Linked DNA regions of Homo sapiens: region 1 is linked to region 2. Evidence: chromatin contacts called from ENCODE Hi-C or POLR2A ChIA-PET data. All regions are on one chromosome and are shown on one strand. Each heading gives the region's core, a stretch centred on a gene start or an enhancer-like site at or near the end of the contact. The rest is flanking DNA. Distances are from core to core; before and after follow the strand shown.

What was found. Hi-C counts contacts between places; a loop is a spot of excess contacts on that map. ChIA-PET counts read pairs that join two places held with the same protein, here RNA polymerase II (POLR2A). Pooled maps may share reads with other maps.
Region 1: a loop to region 2 is called in a pooled map, with 2.4 times the contacts of the local background. The contact joins two enhancer-like sites. A Hi-C loop is called at or near these places in 1 of 50 pooled maps. POLR2A ChIA-PET finds 5 or more read pairs at or near these places in 2 of 52 experiments (GM12878 and Panc1).

The regions. Positions count from the first base shown.
Region 1 is chr4:38,819,055-38,821,754 of GRCh38, reverse strand. No RefSeq gene overlaps it. Among named protein-coding and RNA genes, the nearest start is that of TLR1, 16 kb to the right of the region's middle. RefSeq lists an enhancer at 2,023-2,142. Within about 2 kb of position 1,319, at least 4 of the 41 ENCODE cell types and tissues checked have a DNase peak (open chromatin) inside an H3K27ac peak, as active enhancers do; they include GM12878, where a contact is called at or near this core.
Region 2 is chr4:38,729,755-38,732,454 of GRCh38, reverse strand. No RefSeq gene overlaps it. Among named protein-coding and RNA genes, the nearest start is that of TLR10, 52 kb to the left of the region's middle. RefSeq lists an enhancer at 1,240-1,609. Within about 2 kb of position 1,279, at least 4 of the 41 ENCODE cell types and tissues checked have a DNase peak (open chromatin) inside an H3K27ac peak, as active enhancers do; they include GM12878, where a contact is called at or near this core.

The sequences.
Region 1 (2,700 bases), core at 70-2,569, 89 kb before region 2:
CTTTTCACTGTATCCTCACCTGGGGGAGGGCACTAATGCCATTCATGAAGGCTCCACATTCATGACCTAATTGTCTCCCAACATCTCCAACTCTTAATACAGCTCTTTCTCCGTATCCACAGGGGATTGGTTCCAGGAGCCCTGTAGATTCCAAAGTCTGTGAATGCTCAAGTCCCTTATGTAAAATGGCATACTTCCAACCTGAGCATCATAGTGAGACCCCACCTCCTCAAAAAAAATACATGCCTGGCGGCACATGCCTGTAGTCCCAACTACTCAGGAGGCTGAGGTGGGAGGATTGTTTGAGCCCAGGAATTCCAGGCTGCAGTGAGCTATGATCATGCCGTTGCACTATAGCCTGGGCAACAGAGCAAGACACTGACTCTGAAAAAAAAAGTGTACTATTTACATATAACCTATGTACATCCTCTCATATACTTAAATCATCTCTAGATTTCTTACAATACCTAATACAATGTAAATGTTATGTAAATGTTATGTAGTTGTTAAACTGTATGGTCTTTTATTTTTATTATTTTGTATTATTATATTGTTATTATTTATTTATTCATTTATTGAATATTTTCAATCCATGGTTGTTTGAATCTATGGATGTGGAACCCATGGATATGAAGGGCTGATTGTATTATCCCCTTGGGGGTTAGGATTTCACCATAGGAATTTTGAGGGGCACACAAACATCCAGACCATAGCAAAAGAGATAAGAAACCTAGGTTAGTGACCAGGGAGGGCTGCTAGGATGAGCCTTGATGAAAGATCTTTCATCAGGAGGATCCTGGGCATGTGGCTGGGAAGGGTCCTGGGCATGTGGCTGGGAAGACCCTTCAAAGGGGAGGGCACAGTGGGTGCAAAGTTGGAAGTGAAAGAATACCATGAGCGAAGAAAGCATCAAATTGGCAGTGTTGCTGGATGTGTTAGTTTCCTGTGGCTACCAAAACAAATTACCACAAACTGGGTGGCTTAAAACAACAGAAATATATTTCTCCCAGTTCAGGAAGGCAGAAGTCAGAAATCAAGGTTGGCAGGGTTGTTCCTTCCAGAGGCTGTCAGGGAGAAATCATCCCTTTCCTCTCTCCTAGCTTCTGGTAGTTGCTGGCAAACCTTGGCGTCCCTTGGTTTGCAGATGCATCAGCTGCTTCTTAGAATGCCCTGGAGGACATGCCCCAGTAGTTAGCAGCTTTCTATAGAATGTGGTACATAATACTTCTTTGTCTTTAGTTTTGGACCCAAGTCATAAGAAAAGTTCCAGTCAACACCCTATTACGTAATCAGTAGAACCAACAGATGAGAAGAGAAACCAAAATTATTGGTAGGCTATTGACATACATGGCAGATGCGCAATCTAAAAAAATGTATCCCAAATTTGGGTTAAATAATCAATAATCTGTGCCTGTGTCTTCACATGGTGTTCTCCTCCAAGTCTCTGTCTTTTTTTTCCTGTCTCTTACAAGGACACTCTAGTTGGATTTAGGAGCCTCCTTAATCTGATGCCATCACATCTTGGTCCTTAACTTAATTAGATCTACAAAGACTCTTTTTTCAATGAGGTCACATTCTGAGATTTCAGAATAAATCTGAAATAAATGGACATAAATGTTTGGAGGTTGGGTGGAGGACACTATTCAACCCAGTCCTCTGGAGTTGGCATGACCAGCTCTGATGCCCTGGAGACTCAGTTGAGTGTGGCAGCAGAAAAGAAATGTTATCCTGGAAAGAGTGAAGACTCTAAAAGAAGCTGCTTGGAAAGTCAGAGGTACAAAGAAAGGAGTAATAGGCAAAGAGAATAGAGTGGATGGGTGTAAGAGCACAGGAAAGAGACAGTGGATGGAGACCCGGGATATAAACGGTGAGAGTGTGGGAGTTTTAAAGAGAATGAGACCACAAATATGGGGAAAGGAGGAGGTATTTCTGTCTAGGTTTCTGGGGACTGGTTTGATTAGAAAGGAATGAGACTAAACTACAGGGAGTAAAAGACCTGAGGGGATTTCTAAAACCACAGGGACTTTCTGAGAGTTTCAATTACGGTTAGTTTATGAGGAATCTCAACATCATCTAGTCCAAATGTGAAGTAGTGTTTATTTTTCTCAGTCATTCCATCAACTGGATTCTGAAATTCCCCTCTTGTCACTCCTTAGTGATATCTTGAGCAGATTTAATACTTCTGCAGTCCTTTTGAGATACTGATACTCCAATCTAGTTTAAAATTCTAAATCTCCATCTTCATCTAAAACTCATCTTCTTTCTGCATGTCACAGGCTAGGTCTGTAGCTCAACCTTGGCATATATTTTGGAGGTAGGCATGGTTTATCTGAGATACACTCTTCTTGCCCCTCCCTCTCCCAGATCTAGCTCCCTGAAGTGGAGATCAAGGATGAGTGGTAAGAAGGCAGATATCCTTTTCTATAATTGTGTCGATTAAGGTACAGTCTAAGCTGCAGGACTGGGAGACCTCAAATACAGAGGCTTAAATAAGATTGAGGTTTATTTCTTTCTCATATAATAGAAAAAAGTATAGCTAAGAGGTCTAGAATAGGTAAGCTGTCTCTATTCCACAAAATCATTCAAGGGCTCAGGATGACCAGATGTCTCTGTTTCCTATAGCTCTGGTCTTATCCTATGGCCTCCATTCTCCCTTGCATGGAGCCACAGGAGCTGATGAAGCCCTCCTGTGCCTTTTTG
Region 2 (2,700 bases), core at 30-2,529:
AACAAATTGTTAAATTGAGGGTACTACCTCAGAAACCAAACTTTATTAAATTTTCCCAAAAGCAGAAATAAAAGGCAGTCTATAGATTATTTTGCTATCAGAGACAACCAACAAGCCCAACAACTTTGGAAGTGCCTGGCTGATATGAAAGTTATTCTTTTTTCTTTTTCTTTTTAATTAAAAATTAATTAATTAATTAATTAATTAATTAATTAGAGACAGTGTTTCACTCTGTTGCCCAAGCTGCAGTGCAGTGGTGCAATCACAGCTCACTGTAGCTGCAAACTCATGGGTTCAAATGATCTTCATACCTCAGCCTCTCAAGTAGCGGGGACCACAGGCATGTGTCAATTTTTAAATTTTTTTGTAGAGGGGGAGTCTTGCTAGGTTGCCTAGGCTGGTCTCAAACTTCTGGCCTCAAGTGATCTCCCACCTTAGCTTCCCAAAGTGCCAGGATTACGGGCATGGCCACTGTGCTTGGCTTACCTTTTTTCTTTGAAGAAGATGTTTTTATTGGAATAGAGTTAGCAGTTTCTTCCCTCCTCTTAGTATCTAGAATAATGAGCCTAGTGCGGTGGCTCATGCCTGTAATCCTGGCTCTGGGATTGTTAGAATTTCTGATGCCCGTGAAAGTGACCCTTAGGGTTGAGAGAGAGGAGAAAAGCTTTCTCTTAGATTTTATTAATAACCAAGAGAATTATGATGATGATATTAATAATAGCAATAATTAATATATAATTAACACATAACACTCCCTATGTGCCAGGCACCATTCTAAGTGTTTTGACATTTGCTTTGTTTGTGCCTCAGTGTTTGAGATGTTATCTCGTTTATGTCTCATAAGTACTCTCTGAGGTAGGCTCTAATATGATCATCCCAACTTTACAGATGAGGAAGGTGAGGCACAGAGAGGTTTAATGACCTGCCAAAAGTTACAGAGCAGTTGCAGAAGCAGGATTCGAACCCCGGCAATCTGGCTCTAGATTGCCACATTACCCTTAGCAGTCCTGCTCTCACGCAAGGCCGCCCTGGAAGGACAGGAAGAAGAACCCTCTGAGCCGCGAGAAGGTGCTCCGAGAACCCTCAAGAGGACCCCGGCCCTGAACTAGAAGCTCCGCGTGCCTGGGCCTCCCTCTCCAGCAGGGGGCGCACACAGCCCGCATTTTCTGGACTCCTCTAACCACAGATACCTCGGCTTATTGAGAACTGGAACTCCTGACCTTTTGTGGGAAAGGCTCTGATCTCAAAACTTTCTCTAGCATTCTTGAAGTATTTACAGTGTACTAATCAAAGGAATGATCCGGTACATGGACATAACCAAGGGAATGATTCAGGACCGTTCTTGGAGGACCTACAATGTGTATCAATAAGCAGAAACCCAGGAAGCCTGTATAGGCCCCAAGCTTATAACAGCGCTGCCTGATTCCAGATGAACCACAAACACTCCAAGCCGGGGTTTTTCTCACCACACCCGAAGACATTCTATTAAAATAGCCCTGTTCGTGGGTGGCCTCCCATGCATGAGTCCTCTCACATGGTCTGCGTGCTGATGGGGCTGTGCTGAACTCACCGCATTGGCCTATGGAACACGTGCTGAGGTGTTTTCTCTCTAGTGACCTTTGTCACATCCTTTGCAAGAAATTAGCTCAGAGGAGCAATCCCTGAAGGCCAAACCTCAACCTGCACCAGAGGCAGACAGGAGACGAGGTTTGGTAGAATTTGTACCTCTCATGGTGGTGGGAGGAGGAGAATGGCTCTGTGAAGCGCTCCTTCCACCCTTTTAATGCTGTGCAATAAAGACTGAGTTAGGGGCTCAGGCCTGTAATCCCAGCATTTTGGGAAGTCAAAGTGGGTGGACTGCTTGAGCCCAGGAGTTCCACACCAGCCTGGGCTACATGGCAAAACCCTGTCACTACAAAAAATACAAAAATTAGCCAAGCACGGTGGCGTGTACCTGTAGTCTCAGCTACTCAGGAGGCTGAGGTGGGAGGATCCCTTGAGTCTGGGAGGTGGAGGCTGCCGTGAGCCGTGATTGTGCCACTGCACTCTAGCCTGGGTAAGATCCTGTCTCAAAATTTAAGAAAAAAAAAAAAAAGACTGAATGAGGGGGCTAACTTTGAATGGGGACCTCTCAGACTCAGAGCAGGAACAAAGTTGATTGCCCTGGGACTTTAAAAGTTTCTTCAAAATCCTATACATTTGTCAGCTGCTCTCAGGAGCCTTAGCAGGCTTCAGGGGTCTCTCATCCCCTCTGCTATGGTCTGAATGTTTGTGTTTCCCTAAAATCCATATGTTGAAATCCTACCCCCTAAGGTGATGGTACTGGGAGCTGGGTCTTTGGGAGGTGATTAGGTCATGAAGGCAGAGGCCTCCTGAATGGGAAGAGTGCCCTCATCAAAGATGCCCAAGAGAGACCTCCCACCCCTTCCACCTTGGGAGGACATGGTGAGAAGGCACCATCTATGAACTAGAGGGCAGAACCTCGCCAGATGCCAGCTCTGCCTGTGCCTTGATTTTGGAGTTCCAGCCTCTGGAACTGTCAGAAATGAATTTCTGTTGTTTATAAGACATCCAGTTGGCCGGGCCTGGTGGCTCACGCCTGTAATCCCAGCACTTTGGGAGGCTGAGGTGGGAGGATCACGAGGTCAGGAGATCGAGACCATCCTGGCTAACACTGTGAAACTCCATCTCTACTAAAAA